Linked DNA regions of Homo sapiens: region 1 is linked to region 2. Evidence: chromatin contacts called from ENCODE Hi-C or POLR2A ChIA-PET data. All regions are on one chromosome and are shown on one strand. The core of a region is the stretch at or near the end of the contact, and the rest is flanking DNA. Distances in the headings are between cores, read along the strand shown.

Region 1 (4,026 bases), core at 1-2,500, 240 kb after region 2:
CCCAGTGTGGTGGCGCGTGCCTGTATTCCTAGCTACAGGAAGGAGGCTGCTAGAGGCAGGAGGATCACTTGAATCAGAGAGGTCAAGGCTGCAATGAGCCAAGACTGCGCCACTGCACTCCAGCCTAGATAACAAAGTAAGACTTGGTTAAAAAAAAAAAAAAAAAAAAAAAAGTAAGCTCTAGGCTGAGGCGGGTGGATCACAAGGTCAGGAGGTCAAGACCAGCCTGGCCAACACGGCGAAAACCCTGTCTCCACTAAAAATACAAAACTTAGCTGGGCGTGGTGGCGGGTGCCTGTAATCCCAGCTACTCGGGAGGCCGAGGCAGCAGAATCGCTTGAATCCGAAAGGCGGAGGTTCCGGTGAGCCGAGGTCGCGTCACTGCACTCCAGCAAGACCCCGTCTCAAAAAAAAAAGAAAAAAAAACAAGAATGATAAGTTGTAAGCCAGGCAAGGTGGCGAGCGCCTGTAGTCCCATATACTCTGCAAGCTGAGATGGGAGACCGATTGAGCCCAGGAGTTCCAGGCTGAAGTGCGCTTGTGAACAGCCACTGCGCTGCAGCATGGGCGACAAAAAAGAGTGATGGGTTCTGAAAAATGACCGCTTGAAATCAAGTCTCGTTTCTGTCATTCTTGTATGGTCTTGGGTAACGTAATTCACCTCAGTTTAGTCTTCCGTACAACCAGAATAACAACACCTACGTGATAGTATCGATCGCGGATTAAAGATCATCCGTTTAAAGGCTCTTAACTCAGGACCTGCCACTCATCAAACACTGCTTTTACTGTCAGAATCTGCTAGAAAGACCGCTTGGACTACGTGAAGCCACTAGCACACTGGACAGCTGCACCTTGAGACCGGGGAGATGCTCCGAGATGTGCTCGCGAACAAGGCCACCTGACCCGGGCACTGGGCTATTTCCTCGGGTTCAGTCCCGCACACTTGAGGTTCAGCCTGGCAGACGTTGGCTCCAGACAGCGTTTGGACCCGCCGCCTCCACCACCCAAAGTTCCGTGCGGGATGAGACTGTCCGCGGAAGCGAGGGTGTCGCTCGCCCCCGGGCCCGGGTCCGCCCCGCTCCGAGGCCTGCTCGGAAGAAAGACCTCGGTGCGCAGTTCTCCTCGCGCTCCCACACCTGGTCCGCCCAGTCGGAACTCACCCCTACGCCGCCGCCGCTGCCGCCGCCGCCGCCGCCGGTCCCGGAGCCAGAGAAGAAACAGCAACCGGCGCGCGCCAAAAGTATCGTCACTTCCTGTATTGGCGCGTAATGATGATATAATAGCCGACCTCCGGCCCAGAACTCGAGACAACGACAGGGGCTCGCTCTGTGCGGCACTTCCTGTGTCTGCGCGGGATGATAACGCATAAAACAGCGCTTGCTCAGGTCCAGGACGCCAGAAGAAACAGCCCGGTGAGCGCACTTCCGACTTCGGCGCGGGCTGTGACGCAGGAATCGGGACTCCGGAGGAGCGACGCCCACTTTTGGAGCAGTTTGCGCCTGCGCGGAACGCGTGGCCGGCTTCCGGAATCCTACCGGGACTTTTCCGGTAGCGAAGCCCGCGCCTGTGCCAAGGCTTGCGAGCAGAATGCCTTCGCGATGGACGCCCGCATTCCACCCCCTTGACCGCTGGGACCCCTAGTGGCGGGTGGGTGGAGCGCGCTCCATTTACCTGCTGGTTACCTCGTGAGGCGCCTCAGGTCTGTGTGTCTTGTAAAGGCCGATCTCGGAATTTAACTCTGAACCTTACTCAGAAACAGGGCAGGGAGAGCTCTTACGATGTGATTTTATTTTATTTATTCATGTATTTACTTTTGAGTCGGAGCCTTGCTCTGCCGCCCAGGTTGGAGTGCAGTGGCGTGGTCTTGGCTCACTGCAGCCTCCTCCCGGGTTCAAGGAATTTTCCTGCCTCAGCCTCCCGAGTAGCTGGAACCACAGGCCCGCGCCACCACGCCCGGCTAATTTTTATATTTTTGGTAGAGACGAGGTTTCGCCATATTGGCCAGGCTGGTCTCGAACTCCTGACCTCAAGTGATCCGCCCGCTTCGTCCTCCTAAAGTGCTGGGATTACAGGCGTGAGCCACCGCGCCCGGCCTTTTACAATGTGATTTTGAAGCTGACACTGGCAGTGGGTCCTCAAAGTGCAGACTCACTGGGTATGGTGCTTCCCCCAACTCCCAGGGCCCCACTCCAAACCCATGGATTCAGAGCATTGCAGGAGAAGAGGATAAAACGAGCAATTAATTCCCTTTCCATATGTCAGGTTTTCCTCTTGACTTGAAAAGTCACAGAAAAATGCTTTAGACATCTGAATCTCAGGAAACAAACAATGGAAGATAAACATCCGCATTTACTGGGCCTGAAATGGGAAAATGAAAGATGTGGCAAGAAACTGACAAGGGCCCAAGAAGGGCGATGGGTATCGGAATTTTTTTCATCCCGGAATGAAATGCTGCTTGCTTTGTGTACCCAAGCTCTTTTTTTATTTTTATTTTTTTGAGACGGAGTCTCGCTCTGTTGCCCAGGCTGGAGTGCAGTGGCGCGATCTCGGGTCACTGGAAGCTCCGCCACCCGGGTTCACGCCATTCTCCCGCCTCCACTCCATTCGCCCGCATTAGGCTCCTGAGTACCTGTGACTACAGGCGCCTGCCACCATGCCCGGCTAATTTTTTTTTTATTTTGGGTAGAGACGGGGTTTTACCGTGTTAGCCAGGATGGTCTCAATCTCCTGACCTCGTGATCAGCCTGCCTCTGCCTCCCAAAGTGCTGGGATTACAGGCGTGAGCCACCGCGCCTGGCCTCCCCCAAGCTCTTAATGTTGCTTCCTGAGTTCTTGGTAACTGGGGAAATCTCCCTATTTTTTTATTTTTATTTTTTTTTGAGACGGAGTCTTGCTCTGTCGCCCAGGCTGGAGTGCAGTGGCGCAATCTCGGCTCACTGCAAGCCCCACCTCCCGGGTTCAACGCCATTATCCTGCGAGCCTCAGCCTCCCGAGTAGCTGGGACTACAGGCGTCCACCACTACGCCCGGCTAATTTTTTTGTGTTTTTAGTTGAGATGGGGTTTCACTGTATTAGCCAGGATGGTCTTGATCTCATGACCTTGTGATCTGCCTGCCTTGGCCTCCCAAAGGGTTGGGATTACAGGCGTGAGCCACAGCACGTTTTTTTCTGTTTTGAGAAAAAGTCTCGCTGTGTCACCCAGGCTGGAGTGCAGTGGCACAATTTTGGGTAACTGCAGCCTCCGCCTCCTGGGTACAAGTGATTCTCCTGCCTCAGCCTCCCGAGTAGCTGGGATTATAGGCGTGCGCCACCACACCTGGCTAACTTTTGTATTTTTAGTAGCGACAGGATTTTGCCATGTTGGCCAGGCTGGTCTTGAACTCCTGACCTAAAGTATCTGCCCACCAGCCTCCCACAGTGCTGAAATTATAGTCATGAGCCACCGTGCCCGGCCAAAAATCTCCAGTTTACCCTTCCTTTGTGAAATCTGTGAGTACCCAAATGCAGCCACTCATGTCAAACCCTAACAAAATCGACCCCAGAGCCCACGAGGAGGGGGTGGCCTCGCACTTGCGCTTGATAGGAGCTGCCACAAAGGCCTTTCCCAACCAGAACTTTGGGTTCAGCCACTTCTGTGAAGAGCCTCTTTGCTAGCAACAGCCAGCCCCACCGGTGAACAAAGTAGCATGAACACCAGAGTTCCACAAGGAAGAAAACAAAGCAGTCCATATTTAACATTTATTTTACTTTGCTGAGCAAGAATCATAGACAGCTACTACCACGGCTGCTTCGTTTGGACAAAAATAACGAGGAGGCATCCACGGGATTAGTTACACGGTATCAACTTACCACCACAGCAGAATCAACAGTGACTCGCTAATTAACAGAACCGTTTGCTAGAAAGCACTAATCTAGTTATATAAATACTGAAATAGGTCACATGCAAAACACTATAAACGTTTTGTGTGATGTACTTTTAGTTCTCCATAGTTTTGTTTGGTATAAAGGAAATATAATTTGGCTGTG
Region 2 (3,823 bases), core at 1,143-3,642:
AATTCTTTCTTGAAAAATTTTTTTTAACATAGTTCCTAGTGGGGTGGGCTTATCTGTGCCTGACCCACGCTTCTTCAAGACAAAACACCACGCTCACACCACAAAACAAAAAACAGGTAAAAAGGGCACACACACACTTTTGCAGTTTACACCAAACCAAAATCAAAACCAAAATCAGAGTATCCAGAAATCCAAGCCAGGTCAAAACCAAAACCAAAGTATCACATGATCTCAGTCAAGTCAAAACCAGAACAAAGGTGCTAATGCAGGCACGCCGTGGGCGATCAGGCCACGCGTCTACTCAGGTGGAGTGGGGCAAGTTCCAAAGACTAGTCTTACCAGGTTTCAGATGTCCGGACTCCAAGTGCCAGTTCCTTCCCGGTGTTCAGCCACTGTGTTAATCCACCATGGGGGCCCGTTATGGGCTGCTCTGGCGAGGTGTTCCACCGAGGCAATTTCCTACCCGGGAGCGCTCTTTAGCTCACGTCACTCAGGCTGGCCGGAGTCCCCCGCAGGGATGCTCCACGGGGCAGGCCTAAGCCGCCTAAGGGGCTGCCTCGGTCGTCTGTCAGTTACCTCGTTTCCCAGTCAGGGAACCAAGAAATGTAGCAGGACGAGCCGCAGACAAAACCTCTCAGACACCCAGTTGTAGAAGGAAGGGCTTTATTCAGCTGGGAGCATCGGCAAGCTACTGCCTTAAAATCCGAGCTCCCCAAGTGCACAATTTCTGTCCCTTTTAAGGGCTCACAACACCGAAGATTTCACATGAAAGGGTCGTCATTGATTTGAGCAAGCAGGCGGTACGTGACAGGGGCTGCATGCACCGGCGGTCAGAGAGAAACAGAACACGGCAGGGAGTTTCACAAATGTTCTTCTATACAATGTCTGGAATCTATGAATAACATCGGTTTCTAAGTTATGAATTGATTTTCAACTACTGGGTTTAGGCCAGGCAGGCGCAGGCCTGGTTTCGGGCCTAGCGCCAGGCTGCCTGCCTGTCTTTGGTTTTACTTCCTTGTTGTTTTTTCTTAAAACAGGTACTGAGTATAAAACACTATGAGAGGGTCTCTCTTCCCTCATTGCCACAACTCATTCTTTGTTGAAGTATGGAGAAGGCTGGAGCTGCAGGGTCAGTGGGCCCTCCTGGGAGCTGGGGGCCATCCCTGGTCCAGCCAAGGCCTGTGACTGCAGCTCAAGCCACATCCCCTACTTTCTCCCATCCCCTCCTCCGGAAGCCTCTTCCCTGATGTCCCCTCCAGGCAGGCAGCCTCAGCCAGAGAGCCTGGAAATCACTGGGGCGGTGGAGCCTGGAGCCTGCTGTCTGGCTCAGCCCGTGGACTCTATGCCCTCACACTCCTTCTCCCCCCCTCCAAGTTCAGGCAGCGCCTGGGGCAGGTCCCCCTCAGGCATCTGGGCCACCTCGGCCCACTGCGTCCGCAGAGTGGGGCTGGCCCCTCGGCTCAGCAGAAGCCCCACGGTAGGCCCATGCCCTCGCTCTGCAGCCAGGTGTAGGGGGGTCTTTCGGAGCCAGCCGGTAGCATCCACCTGGGCACCCCTGTCCAGCAGGCAGCCGGCAACCTCCACGTGGCCTTCCCGAGAGGCGTGATGCAGGGGTGTGAGGCCCAGGGTGTCCCGCGCATCCACCTCGGCCCCCTGGGTGACCAGCAACTGGACGGCAAGCAGGTGTCCTCGGGCGGCAGCCCTGTGCAGCGCAGAGCGGCCATGCCTGTCCCTGATGCCTGGGTCTGCCCCGTGGCCCAGCAGCACCTCAATGTCCTAGAAGAGGAGAGAAAAGCAGGGGCCGGCCTCAGCCCGGTAGGCGAGGGGCAGAGCCACCAGGCGTTTGCCCAGCCCAGGCCTCTTCTGTCCCCGCAGCGGCCTGTCTCTCCTGACACCACTTCCTCATGTTGTGAGGCCGAACCCAAGGCTGGCCTGCTTGGAAACGTCCACTTTTCCCCCTAAGAGTCCTTAGAGCAAATCCAAGGATCTGCAGCCAACACCCTGCCCGCTGCCCAGGAACGGGGGTCTCAGGCACAGGCCCGGCGCTGGCGGAGAGTCTGTTGCTGCCACCAGCATGAAGCCGAGCCCCGGGCCTCGGATCCCGCCCTGGTCTCCACGGGACGGGGCTACACCGGAGGGGCACAGCCGGGGGCGCGCTCAGGGCCTTCGTGCCTGGACACCGTCCCCCAGCCTGGCTCCAGCTGCCCCGGTGGCACGTCTCTGGGGATCCTGGCCCTGCGCCCCCTCCCATCACTGCCGGGCGGAGGGCGGGACGTACCTGGGAGCGGCCTAGGGCGGCCGCCAGACCCAGCGCTGTGGCCCCCGCGCCATCCCGGGCGTCCACCCGCGCCCCGCGCGCCAGGAGGAAGCGCAGCGCCGCCCCGCGCCCCGCAGCGGCAGCCACGAGCAGGGCGCCGTCCAGGCCCGCGCCGCCGGCCGCCAGCAGCTCCAGCACCGCCAGCCGCCCGCCCGCGGCCGCCCAGTGCGCCGCCGTCCAGCCGCGCGCGTCCTCCGCCTCCGCTGCCGCGGGTCCCGGGCCCGGAGCCTCCAGCAGGCGCGCGGCCAGCAGCGTGTGGCCCAGGGCAGCGGCCCAGTGCAGCGGCGTGAGGCCCGTCCCGGAGCGAGCCGCCGCCGAGGCCCCGCGCTGCAGCAGCAGCTCGGCCACCCGCGAGTGTCCGTGCCAGGCGGCCTCGTGCAGCGCGGTGCGCCCCGCCCGGTCCACCGCGCCCACCGGGGCCCCTCGCTGCAGCAGGAGACGCACCAGGGGCGCGTGGCCCCGCAGCACGGCCAGGTGGAGCGGGGTCCGGCCTGCGTGGTCCCTGAGGAGGGGGCAAGGGCGTCGGCGCGGGGGTGGACCACTGACCAGAACCCCGCCCTGCCCCACCCCGTCCTGCCGCCCACCCAGCGCTGGGACCCCCGTCCTACCCCATCCAGAGAAGGGACTCCTCCACCCACCCAGTGCTGGGACCCCCATCCTGCCCCACCCAGAGAAGGGACCCCTTCACCCCCCAGCGCAGGTGCACCTCTCCTCCACGCTGGCACCTTGCCGCAGCAGCTGCGTCACCAGGCCTGCAGGGCCCCTCCACACGGCCTGGAGCAGGTGCCCCCAGCCCTGGACAACACTAGGCCCCTCTGTCCTGGTTCCCAGGGCCTCTTCGGAGTCCAGCTCCATCCACCGCAGTTCCTGTTCCTCCTCCTCCTCCTCTCTGGGCTCAGGCCTCTGGGAGTCCATCTGGGGGGGAGCAGGGATCCTACATCCACTGTGGAGGCCTCTGGCCTGCCCCCAGCCGTGTCCCAGGCCAACTGGAGCCCCCCATTCCAGTTACCACTTAGCCTTCAGAGGGGCTTGGCTCTGTTACCCAAGGGAGCTGGCTCAGGAGCTTTCTGCTCTGGCTGAGGGTCCTCTGTAGACGGGTTCTGGCCGAGGCTCAGCCTGGTGACCCTCTTCACAAAATCCCTTCTGCAGGCTTTGGGGTGGAGTGTCTGCTGCTGAAAAGCTGAATGGTGGCAGCTTCAGCCTTGCAGGGGGTGGGAGAACACAGCTGGTCCCCTGGGCCAGGCTGAGGCCACCTGACGCTGTTTACTCAGCCACTTAGGAAGGCCCTGCCTTCGGGCACAGCCCCCTGTCCAACATACTCCCTCCCCTGCTGGCTGCCAGGGCCCCAGTTCGGCTGCCCTCCTGGGGAACAAAGGCCAGGCGGTTGGGGAGGACAAGCAGGAACATGCTTGTGGACGAAAGTTGCTCAGACGCCACCTCCCCCAGGAAGCGCAGCCTTGGATGTACCCCGATGTGCCCCTGGAAGGCCTCACAGGGCTCTCCATG

What was found. Hi-C counts contacts between places; a loop is a spot of excess contacts on that map. ChIA-PET counts read pairs that join two places held with the same protein, here RNA polymerase II (POLR2A). Pooled maps may share reads with other maps.
Region 1: a pooled map shows a loop between it and region 2 (4-fold over the local background). The contact joins the promoter of CDK11B here to the promoter of ANKRD65-AS1 in region 2. A Hi-C loop is called at or near these places in 1 of 37 single-sample maps with no recorded cell type and 6 of 50 pooled maps. POLR2A ChIA-PET finds 5 or more read pairs at or near these places in 2 of 52 experiments (GM12878 and activated CD4-positive, alpha-beta T cell).

Annotation. Positions count from the first base shown.
Region 1 is chr1:1,657,754-1,661,779 of GRCh38, forward strand. It overlaps CDK11B (cyclin dependent kinase 11B), which reads right to left and starts at 1,251. Exons shown (of 20, transcript NM_033486.3): 1 at 1,161-1,251. SLC35E2B (solute carrier family 35 member E2B) reads right to left here. Exons shown (of 10, transcript NM_001290264.2): 10 at 3,725-4,026. RefSeq lists enhancers at 1,094-1,816, 1,248-1,337, 1,358-1,637.
Region 2 is chr1:1,417,774-1,421,596 of GRCh38, forward strand. It overlaps ANKRD65-AS1 (ANKRD65 antisense RNA 1), which reads left to right and starts at 2,393. Exons shown (of 2, transcript NR_187360.1): 1 at 2,393-2,791. ANKRD65 (ankyrin repeat domain 65) reads right to left here and starts at 3,503. Exons shown (of 4, transcript NM_001145210.3): 1 at 3,360-3,503; 2 at 3,024-3,232; 3 at 2,279-2,819; 4 at 647-1,776. The coding sequence starts at 3,232. The coding sequence ends at 1,327. RefSeq lists enhancers at 476-555, 723-1,172.